3 separate regions of the Mus musculus genome follow, and all the other regions are linked to region 1. The links are chromatin contacts, found by POLR2A ChIA-PET in ENCODE. All regions are on one chromosome and are shown on one strand. Each heading gives the region's core, a stretch centred on a gene start or an enhancer-like site at or near the end of the contact. The rest is flanking DNA. Distances are from core to core; before and after follow the strand shown. Region 1 holds the start of Appbp2 (amyloid beta precursor protein (cytoplasmic tail) binding protein 2). Region 2 holds the start of Bcas3 (breast carcinoma amplified sequence 3). Region 3 holds the start of 1700125H20Rik (RIKEN cDNA 1700125H20 gene).

What was found. ChIA-PET counts read pairs that join two places held with the same protein, here RNA polymerase II (POLR2A).
Region 2: POLR2A ChIA-PET joins it to region 1 with 28 read pairs in embryonic stem cell. The contact joins the promoter of Bcas3 here to the promoter of Appbp2 in region 1. POLR2A ChIA-PET finds 5 or more read pairs at or near these places in 4 of 5 experiments (Patski and embryonic stem cell).
Region 3: POLR2A ChIA-PET joins it to region 1 with 16 read pairs in Patski. The contact joins the promoter of 1700125H20Rik here to the promoter of Appbp2 in region 1. POLR2A ChIA-PET finds 5 or more read pairs at or near these places in 5 of 5 experiments (Patski and embryonic stem cell).

The regions. Positions count from the first base shown.
Region 1 is chr11:85,233,665-85,236,957 of GRCm38, reverse strand. Appbp2 (amyloid beta precursor protein (cytoplasmic tail) binding protein 2) reads left to right here and starts at 1,838. Exons shown (of 13, transcript NM_025825.3): 1 at 1,838-2,286. The coding sequence starts at 2,149. Appbp2os (amyloid beta precursor protein (cytoplasmic tail) binding protein 2, opposite strand) reads right to left here and starts at 1,792. Exons shown (of 4, transcript NR_028329.1): 1 at 1,626-1,792.
Region 2 is chr11:85,351,368-85,354,660 of GRCm38, reverse strand. It overlaps Bcas3 (breast carcinoma amplified sequence 3), which reads right to left and starts at 1,497. Exons shown (of 24, transcript NM_001166643.1): 1 at 1,428-1,497.
Region 3 is chr11:85,169,360-85,172,652 of GRCm38, reverse strand. 1700125H20Rik (RIKEN cDNA 1700125H20 gene) reads right to left here and starts at 1,557. Exons shown (of 6, transcript NM_028589.1): 1 at 1,426-1,557. The coding sequence starts at 1,476.

The sequences.
Region 1 (3,293 bases), core at 589-3,088:
TTTCTGTGTAACCCTGGCTGTGCTGGAACTTCCTTTGGAGACCAGGCTGGCCTTGATATCTGCCTGCCTCTGCCTCTCTGTACTGGGACTAAAGGTGAGTGGCACCACAGCCCAGCAGGAACTATGTTCTTTATGATCTTAAAGGGGTAGGTAAAACTACGTCATGGCTCATACATCTTAAAAACTTTCAACAGAGCATGGCTGCAGGGGCCTGTAATCCTAGCTCTCAGTAGACTGAGACAAGATTCCCTGTTCCATGTCAGTTTGGACTCCAAAGCAAAGCTCCAGTTCTACTTCTAAAAAACAAACAAATAACACCCCCCCCCCCATCGTTCCCCAAAACAAAAACAACCAAACAACAGAAATTTGAGTTCACTGCTACCCACCAGCCTCCACCCCCACCCCCTGTCTTGGGAGATAGAGAATCAGTGCAAGTTTAAATCCAAAGCTAACAAGTTATTGTTCCAGGCCAGCCATGCCCATAAGTAGGACCCTGACTCAAAATCAATCATCAATCAATCAATCAAAGGGTGTTTTAGAGGTTTCTATGTTTTTTTTTTAAACTTGATAAATCTGTCAACCCTATTTTGAGGCTGACTACAGCTTTCCCAGGTTTGTCAATTATAGCCTAAGAAATCACAGGACTGAAGAAGTTTAAATGTGTGTATGGTTAATCAGTTTCACTGGATTTAAAGTGCATTTCTCCATTTGTTTGACATGCATTCTCAGACTACTAGAAGAATTTGGTAGGCAAGCCAAAACATTTAATAGATTCTTTTTTTTTTCAATGCAAAAATGGGGAAACGGGGCTTGAATGATTGCTCAGTAAAAAAATGCTGGCAACTACCTTTGATCCCAGCACTAGCGAGGCAGAGGCAGCAAGATCTCTGTGACTTGAGGCTAGCCTGGTCTACAGATAAAGTTCTAGGAGAGCCAGGGCATGTTAAACAAATTTTTCTTCTTTTAAAAAAAAAGAAAAAAGAAAATTGTCCCAGCACTCGGGAGGCAGAGGTAGGCAGATTTCTGAGTTCGAGGCCAGCCTGGTCTACAAAGTGAGTTCCAAGACAGCCAGGGCTATACAGAGAAACCCTGTCTCGAAAAACCAAAATTTAAAATAAAATAAAATTGGATAGGGGCTGGTGAGATGGCTCAGTTGATTAAGAGCACCGACTGCTCTTCCGGAGGTCATGAGTTCAAATCCCAGCAACTACATGGTGGCTCACAACCATCCCCAATGAAAAAGAATCTATGAGCTAGGGCTGAGCGAGTAGAGCAGGAGACAACAGGGCCAGAGCAAGAGGGACAGGCCTGGAACTCACACTGTAGACCAGGCTGGCCTGGAGCTCACAGAAATCCACCTGCCTCTGTCTCTGCAGTGCTGGGATAAAAGTGATGGGCCACCACATCCCTCAATATAGATTTTCTTTGTTTGAGACAGGGTCTCACTCCATAGACCTTGACCTCAGGAGATACCCCTGCCTCTGCCTCCCAAGCGATCCATTCCAAGTGCACCACCATGCCCCGTCCGTGCTGTGCACTTTTGTGAAAAAAAGATCAGTCCTAAAGTTCGTTGATCTAAAAGATCAATTCTTAAAGTTGAAGAGGGCTGTCGTCGAAAAACTCACTGAAACGAGACTGTGTTGGAGAGCCACAGCACGCTGGATAAAACACCACTCCAACTACCGCCCAGCTTCCCCGGTGTCTCGTCCTTTAGGAACAAGCACCCAGCGCCCCTCAGACGCTCCGCGCTCTTTCTCCGCAAGTTTTCCGCCTGCCGCATTCCTTCCCGGGCGCGTCGGCGCGTCGCGCGTTGACGTCATGACGCACACACGCAGCCCCGCCCATGCAGAGCTGAGAGCCTGGACGGAACTGGGCTCGCTCTCCTGTTGGGAATGTGAGGCTCTCGGTACGGTCGTGGTCTGCGTTCGTCCGGATCTTCCGTGGCCGCCGCTACCGCCGCTACCGCCAGCACCATCTGCCCTCAGGCCGCGCGCGCACGCAGAGGCCCGGCAGCCGGGTCCGAGAGGCGCGCGCACGCCCGCTCGCCCGCGTGGTCGCCGCCCCTCGGAAGCCTCCGGAGCCTCACACGGGTTCGCTACGGAGGGAGGCGGAGGCCTGCGGGAGGAGGCGGAGGAGGAGCGAGGGAAGATGGCGGCCGTGGAGCTCGAGTGGATCCCGGAGACGCTCTACAACACCGCCATCTCCGCTGTCGTGGACAACTACATCCGCTCGCGCCGCGACATCCGCTCCTTGCCGGAGAATATCCAGTTCGACGTTTACTACAAGGTACAGGCGATCTGTTCTATCGGACCCCGCCGCTGCTCCTGGGCCGCACCCCCTTCCACGTCCACGGCCCGGCCTGTAGCTCTCGAGGTAGCGTCGGCTGCGGTGGCCGCTTTCCGATACGCCGCCACCCCCGCGTCTGCCTCCCGGTCTGTGCGGCCCGGGGGGGTTCTTGTGTGAGAGCTATCCGCCATCCCCTTAGGGGCCCCAGGGTAGGCCTGCGGGAATGCCTGACCCAGCCGAGTCCCACCCGGTCCTCTAGTCGCTGGGGTATTTTCTGTCTTCTCTAGTGTTTGTATCAGCTGGACTTTTTTGTTCCGCTCCACCCCTAATTCTCCCTACTTTGTCATCTCGTCGATCCTCTTTACCCGAGTAACTGCTTTCTTTCTTTTTCTTTTTTTTTTCCCCTCCCTTCTCTAATCCGAGTTTCGTCCCTTTCCTTTCTTTCAATCCGAAATGATTTAGTTAGGGCTTAATGAAAATGGTCTGTGGGCTTCATTTGCATATCCTTGAAAGCTTTTTTGTGTGGTTTCTAGGTTTGTTTTGGTTTTTCGGTTTACACTTTGGGTTAAATTGGGAATTTTACTAATAGATTAGTAATAGACTGGATCTTTAGAAAGGACGCAGTGAAATTCCCTGAAAGCAAGAAGTAGAAATCTGAATTATACCAATGTGTATGAAAAGTGCGATTTTGCAGCATTCTTGCGTCGCTCCCTCTCAAAAATCTGCACAGAAAGTCCCAAGTTGCTCTCCAAGGAGTTTCAAGGGTAAGTGTTCATAGACGTGGACAATTTTTGCAGTGTTCTGAGAGGGAGGAGAACTTTATGGACTCGGAGCCTCCCTTTTCCTCTCCCCCACGTTTGAGTGTGAACACTGGCCTTATTCAGGGATCCTTGCTTTGAGTCAGCGAGAATTTCAGTTTCCAGTAGCCACTTTTGCAAAATATGACCAGTAGAGCTTTTATTTTTAGATCTTTAGTATTACTTGATTAGTTAGTTGTCTCCCAGCAG
Region 2 (3,293 bases), core at 248-2,747, 120 kb before region 1:
TTGAACTATGCAGTATCTGAAAGTCAAGACAGTTCAGTCTTTGGCAGAATCTTCCTATAATTTATAACTAGGAGGAAAAGAGACAGAGAACTAAATGGGAACTATATAACACAGGATCACTTAGAAAAACAAATATAGGGCTGAAGAGATGGTTCAGGGGTTAAGAGCACTGACTGCTCTTCCACAGGTCCTGAGTTCAATTCCCAGCAACCACATGGTGGCTCACAACCATCTGTAATGGGTTATGAAGCGCTCTTCTGGTATATCTGAAGACAGCGACAGTGTACTTACATATATAAAAATAAATAAATCTTTAAAAAAAGAAAAATAAAGAAATGCAAATATAAAGCTCAGTGGGACATAACATACCAGCAGTTCCAGTTCCCAGGAGGCTGAGGCAAGGAAATTGCCTTGAGTTCAAGGGCAATGTAAGCCTGAGATTCTTAGTATTTTATTTTTAAAAATATAATAATAATAATAATAATAATAATAATTTAAAAAGCTGGTCACAGGTGGTGATGCATATGCATGCCTGAGAGGCAGAGGCAGGAGGATCAGGAGTTCAAAGTCAACCTTAAGGGCACAGCCATATAAAGACCAGATGGCCCATGTGAGCCTCAGAACAAATACACGTAACAGGATACCACTCTGCCTTCAGATAAATCTGTTGAGGACAGATAAAACTGTGTAGCCACATTTAAATAATATTTTAACCTCCAGCTATTGTAACGTAATCACCAGCGTGTAAACAAATTTGGAATATAAACTCGTATAATATAAGGAGCCTCTGGATTTTCCCACAGTCTAAGTAAGTCCCAGACCTTGACTATCTAATGAGTTTCTGAATCATAGAGGTGGTTTGGAGAGTACAGAGTCTGCTTCATTATGGTTAAAGGGGGACTGGCAACAGAACTAAAGATGTCTTACAAGGCTCAGGAAAGCCCACAGCCTAAAAGCATCACTTTTAAGAAGGGTTCACTGTACCACCTCATTTGAAAAACCCCAAACTGTTGATCCCCACATTCCTATACAACCCAAACAACCCATTGTCCCAACTAGTCCAGCTACCCCTTTCTTAGGCAGTACCTTTCACCAGACCCCTCAGTACTCTCATCTTCATTCCACCCTCTATTACCCGAACCAGTCTCCCCACCTCTGTCCTTTAAAGGCCTTGTCACTTGAGAACAGCTCCTCGAAAGCCCCTCGGGCCCCACTCTCCCCAAAGTCACGGGAACAACACTCCACACTTCACCTCCAAAGCCCTACCACCACTGCCCCCGGCCGCCCTCTGGCCTCTTGCCCAGCTCTCCTCCAGTTTCAGCACCTTTCCCCGTCAACTGGGGCTGGTCAAGCCCTGTTTCCTCATGCTGCCTGTCCCTTTCCCTCTCCAAACCTCCCCTAAGCCAAAGACCCGCCAGCCCTCTCACCGGCCGCTCCGCCGGTAAACGCTGTTCTCCAGCTTCAGGCTCACTGTTTGGAGTCTCCCTCGTGATTGACGGCTAGCACTTCCTACCACGCCTCGGCGGAACCACCGCATCAGCCAATCCCAGGAGCAAACTGGCCCCGGCGCGGCACCGCCCTTGGAGGTCAGCTTCGCCAACCAGCGAGTAGGAAAGAGGCGGACCCGCCTTCAGAATCCATCCAATCCGCTGGGGCTGGAGGGAAAACACAACAGTATGGAAGTTCGGGTGAAGCGGGTGGGTCAGGTTCGGTTGTGAATGCAGGCGGCAGGGGAGAAAAGGCAGGCGTGTCTGCGGGCCTGGAAGAGGCACCTTGGTGGATTTTCTGTTTTAAGGAAACGCTACATGCACCAAATACCTGCGGACCTCAGCCAGAAGTCTCCAGCGAGGAGCCCGAAGCCAGGTATACTGGTGTGTTTACATCGAATTCTCGCGACAGCTGATTTGAAGCTAAAAGCACGTGGACGTGGCAGCTGCCAATCACTTTTACCTGACCACTCAGGCTGCCCGAGCCCGCCCTCCACCCCGCCCGCGGCGCTGTGTTTACCTTCCGGGAGTCTAGGCTGGCAGTCCGTGTTCAGTCCCCTGCTGAGTACGTCTTGCTCTGAATAAGGGGGCCTGTAAGAAATTTTGTTGGAGTCCTTAATGGTTACTGTCATAGGAATGGATGTTCGTGAACATCTGGAAATGGAGAGGCCCCAGACTTTGGAAGGGGGAACTTGTTGCACAATATAGGGATCCATAGAGAGTCTAAGAAGACTACCTGGGGCTTTGCAAGATGGCATTGGATACGTCTTAAGGGTTCATGGAGTCTCAAGTAGTCGTAGGCCGGGAGCTCTTGCTTAAAGAAACCCACAATCACACTCCTAGCTTTCCCATATATCTTTCCCCTGAGCACCTAGTAACCTGTACCAAAATCTCTTTTTATGGGATTCCAGTAACACATGCACTATATTCCCTATATTCCCAGCACTGGTGTACATAACAAGTTCTAAGCCAGTCCAGTGCCACCAAGTTTGAAAACACTGTCCCTTCCAAAAAATCTTTTTTAATAAGATATAATTCTTTTAAAAATAATAAACGGGCCTGGAATTTGGACATGATGCTCCTGCCTAGATGTGGACTAGGCGGCTAGGTATGACCAACAAGGAATTCGTAAAAGTACCTTTGCCTATCATACAGGTTAAAGTAGACTTTTTAGGCATGTCATCAGTGTCAAGAGTTAGCTGGAGGTCGTGGTCAAGGCCAAAAAAACTCATTTCCATGGCCATATGTCTTAGTTAGGGTTTCTATTGCTGTGACGAAACACCAAGACCAAAAGAAACTCGCTGGCTGGGCAATGGTGGGGCACTCCGAACTCCGAGCACTTGGGAGGCAGAGGAAGGCAGATTTCTGAGTTCGAGGCCAGCCTGGTCTACAGAGTGAGTTCCAGGACAGCCAGAGCTACACAGAGAAACCCTGTCTCGAAAAAATAAACAAACAAAAAACTTGTTGAAGAAAGGCTTTATTTGACATACAGATCCTAAGTCCACTGAGGGAAGCCAAGACAGAAATTTAAACCAGGCAGAAACCTTGAGACAGGAGCTGTAAAAAGGCCTAGAAAAAGTACTGCTTACTGGCTTACTACTCATGGCTTGCCCTGCCTGATTTTTTATAGACTCCAGGACCACCACTCCAGATACAGCACTATCCACCATGGCCTCAATCACTAATTAAAATGCCCTACAGGCCCGCCTAAGAGCCAGATCTTATCTTGTGGAAGCATTTTTTTTTCAACTGAGGTTACCTCCCCAAAAATGACCATATCATTCACCCAAATGATAAGGGACGTTT
Region 3 (3,293 bases), core at 308-2,807, 64 kb after region 1:
TTGAAAACCTCTCCTTGGAAAACCTAAAATATTTTACCTATTTCTTTCATAATTATTCTTGGCTATACTGAGAAACATTGTAAAGCTCTTGATAAACATTTACTAATTTTCTTTTCCCACAAAGACTGTGAGGTTAGCTACCATTTCCTCTGGTTATAACTGAGAACTCCCAGGCACAGAAAGAATTCTGTGACTCCTCAGGGGGATGGGCAACAACCATGTTTCCTTTCTTTTCTTCTTCTTCTTCTTCTTTTTTTTTTTTTTTTTTTTTTTTTTTTTTTTTTTTTTTTTTGGTTTTTTGAGACACAGTTTCTCTGTGTAGCCCTGGCTGTCCTGGAACTCACTCTGTAGATCAGGCTGGCCTCGAACTCAGAGATCTGCCTGCCTTTGCCTCCTGAGTGCTGGGATTAAAGGTGTGTACCACCATGCCCGGCCCATGTCTCCTTTCATTTGGACATACCGAGGTGCCAGGCCAATGTCTATGCATCTCTAAATGTTAGCATCATGGCATGCATGAAGGGCACCCGGTAAAGGGTGGTGGTGGTAACAAGGGACTTGTGACACAAAGTGAAGCAAAGGGAACTGAAAACTAGTGGTGACAAAGGGTCTGAAATATTACTGATTTAGCACAGGATTATTAGACTGGTGTTAACTGGGTTTGAAACTTAAAGTTTCTTGTCTTTTTTCATTTTTGTTTGCTTGTGTTTTGGGATTTTTGTTTGTTGTTTAGGATTTTTTGTTTGCTTGCTTTTTTTCCTCCCCCAAACAATGAAACCACTTTCTCTGTGCAGCCCTAGCCGTCCTGGAACTCACTCTGTAGACCAGGCTGGTCTTGAATTCACAGAGCTCCATCTGCCTCTGCCTCCTAAGTGCTAGGGTTAAACTCACATTTTCAAAGCCTCTCAGAACAATTGGATTACTTGCCGTTGGAGTTCAGGAGAGGAAGAGCCACACTCAGAGCACTCTGAAGGGAAGCTAGGTAAAGTAGGTACAGGACAGGTTCCCCCCAACTGTAGAGAGTGGGGGACTTTGGCTAACTCCATAAACACAGCACATAACTGAACAGAGACCGTAACACATACGTGTGCTCACATGGACATGGGTAACCCTTTATAACTAATGATCAAATGGGACTTCTCACTGTCTTGACAGAAACACAGCTTTGATAAACACGTTTCCTACTTGCTTACCCCTGCTTTGCGGCTCTGGGGAGTCAAACCCAGGACTAGGGCAGGCAAGCTCTCTACTCCTGAGCTACACCCTGGCCCAACTGTCTGAAGGAATTGTGTTCTCTTGTTCTTTGGGGCTTTTGCCAACCCACATACTCCACCATTTTCTCATCTTGTCTCCTTCCTTGAATTTCATGTTCGTGGCTTTCCAAAACCAGCCCTTCCCTGGTTCCCTCACATCCCAGCCTCACTTCACCTTCTCTAGTGGCTTGTCTCCTTCACCCCCTTGCCAATCTGAGGCTTCCATCTCAACAGCTGGGTGGGCAGACACCAGGATAGCACAGTCTCAGGTTCCCCACAGACTTCTAACTTACTGCTTCTGTGACCTGAGTGCCCCAGGTAGTGGGCAGGTTGGCTCCAGAACTCGGAGCAAAACCATGGCAACTGCCAACACAGAGCTCAGGCCCCTCTCTACCCTGTTCACTCATGCCTCAGGGTGGCAGCCAACTATCTCCTTCAGCTGGGATCTGGACTAGGTAAGTCAGTGAGCCACGTGTGCTGTCCCCCCCACCCCACTTTTTTTTGGGGGGGTTGTGTGTCAGTGCTTACAGCTGACTAGGACCAAATGGCACACCTCTGGCCAGAAGCTATTGATTTTAAACCTCGGTAAAGTTTCTGAAGTAATTTTCCTGGATGGACACCACTCCGCAGTTATTCCGGAGGCTTATTGAGAGAGAAAGTGTGTGTATTGGGGGCGCGGGGGCGGGGAGGGGAGAGTTGTAACAGTCTTTTCCAGAACAAAGGACTAAAAGGTGTGCTGAAAGAGAGAATGGAATATAATAAATCTCTACTGAAATACACTGCTAGCGCCCTGTAGCCATCTAGTTAATAAATGATTGTGTGGAGTGATGTTTGGGTTGCTTTAAGGGCACTTACAAAAGTACCAGCTGGCATGTATTTCATTAATCTCACCAAAACCTTCCTGGGAGTAGGTGCCAAGTAGTGACCCTGTTTCATAATGAGCCTGGGTAGCCGAGGTCCTATCACTTGCCTTAAGTCAGTGGCCACTGAAACAGAAGTAAGGCTTTTGGTTGGATTCGGAGTGCTCTGGCTTCTCCAGCATGCCAGCGGGAGGCCGGGGCGACCGAGCAAACACTTATCAGCAGTGTCTTGAGCTGCAGGCATGGTTCCGGCTGATGGGTGCTCAGCCGCTCGGTCAGGACAAGCTTTGTCCCTAGCAGGGCACCAGCGCCCCCTCGTGTCTTTCCCCAGCTAGCGTAGCGAGTTGCCCGGTGTAAAAGACCGTTGCAGCTGCAGTTTATCCATTTAAGCCATGTTTCCCCTGGAACGCTGGGTTCCATCTCCAGGGCCTCTTGGATGTCGCTCAGTTTGATCATGTTCTCCCTATTCTTTGGTGGCCTCTGGGTCAGCCAATAGAACTTCCCTCTGTCCATCTAGCCTCACAGGTCAGGACATGGCAGCTCTTACCAGCTCCAAGGCTGGACAGGCCAGGAGACCCTGGGGTTTGGGGCGAGTTCCTTTTCTGTCCAGAAATAAACTATTCTCTGTACTATTATGTTTAGCAAATTGTGGAGAGGAGATGGGGACAATCAAAGTCCCTACTTCTCTGCTTCACTTTGGAAGACCTGCTCCCTGAGGATTATTTCACAGCTAAGGACAACCATGTTGGTAAGAGGAAGGCAAAAGAAAGCCTCCTAGACACTCTATAAAATTGTCAGTAAACAATGTGTTTGAAAATGTAGAACATGCATTACCTCTGTCCATCCTGGGGAGAGCCTTAAGGAGAAAAAAATTGACAATAGTGGCATTCTGAAGATGTCACTAGGATAAATAAAATGTTATGTCACATATCTGTCCCCCGTGTCCAAGTGCTATTCTACGCCTAAAGCTCCTGAGCTGAGAGCAGCAGCATGTGCACACGGTTCCGTTTTTGAATATGCACTAAAAAGGTGTTGGAGTATATGCTCCAAAAGCCCCCAGGGGATGGCCCTCATTCTGCTTCCTCTGTCCTGCTGCTAAGCTGGCCAGGGCGGGACCTTGTAATAGTCGTGTCCAGGAAGGCACAAGACCTAGGACTGTTGTAAGGTCAAGGCCAGTCTGGAC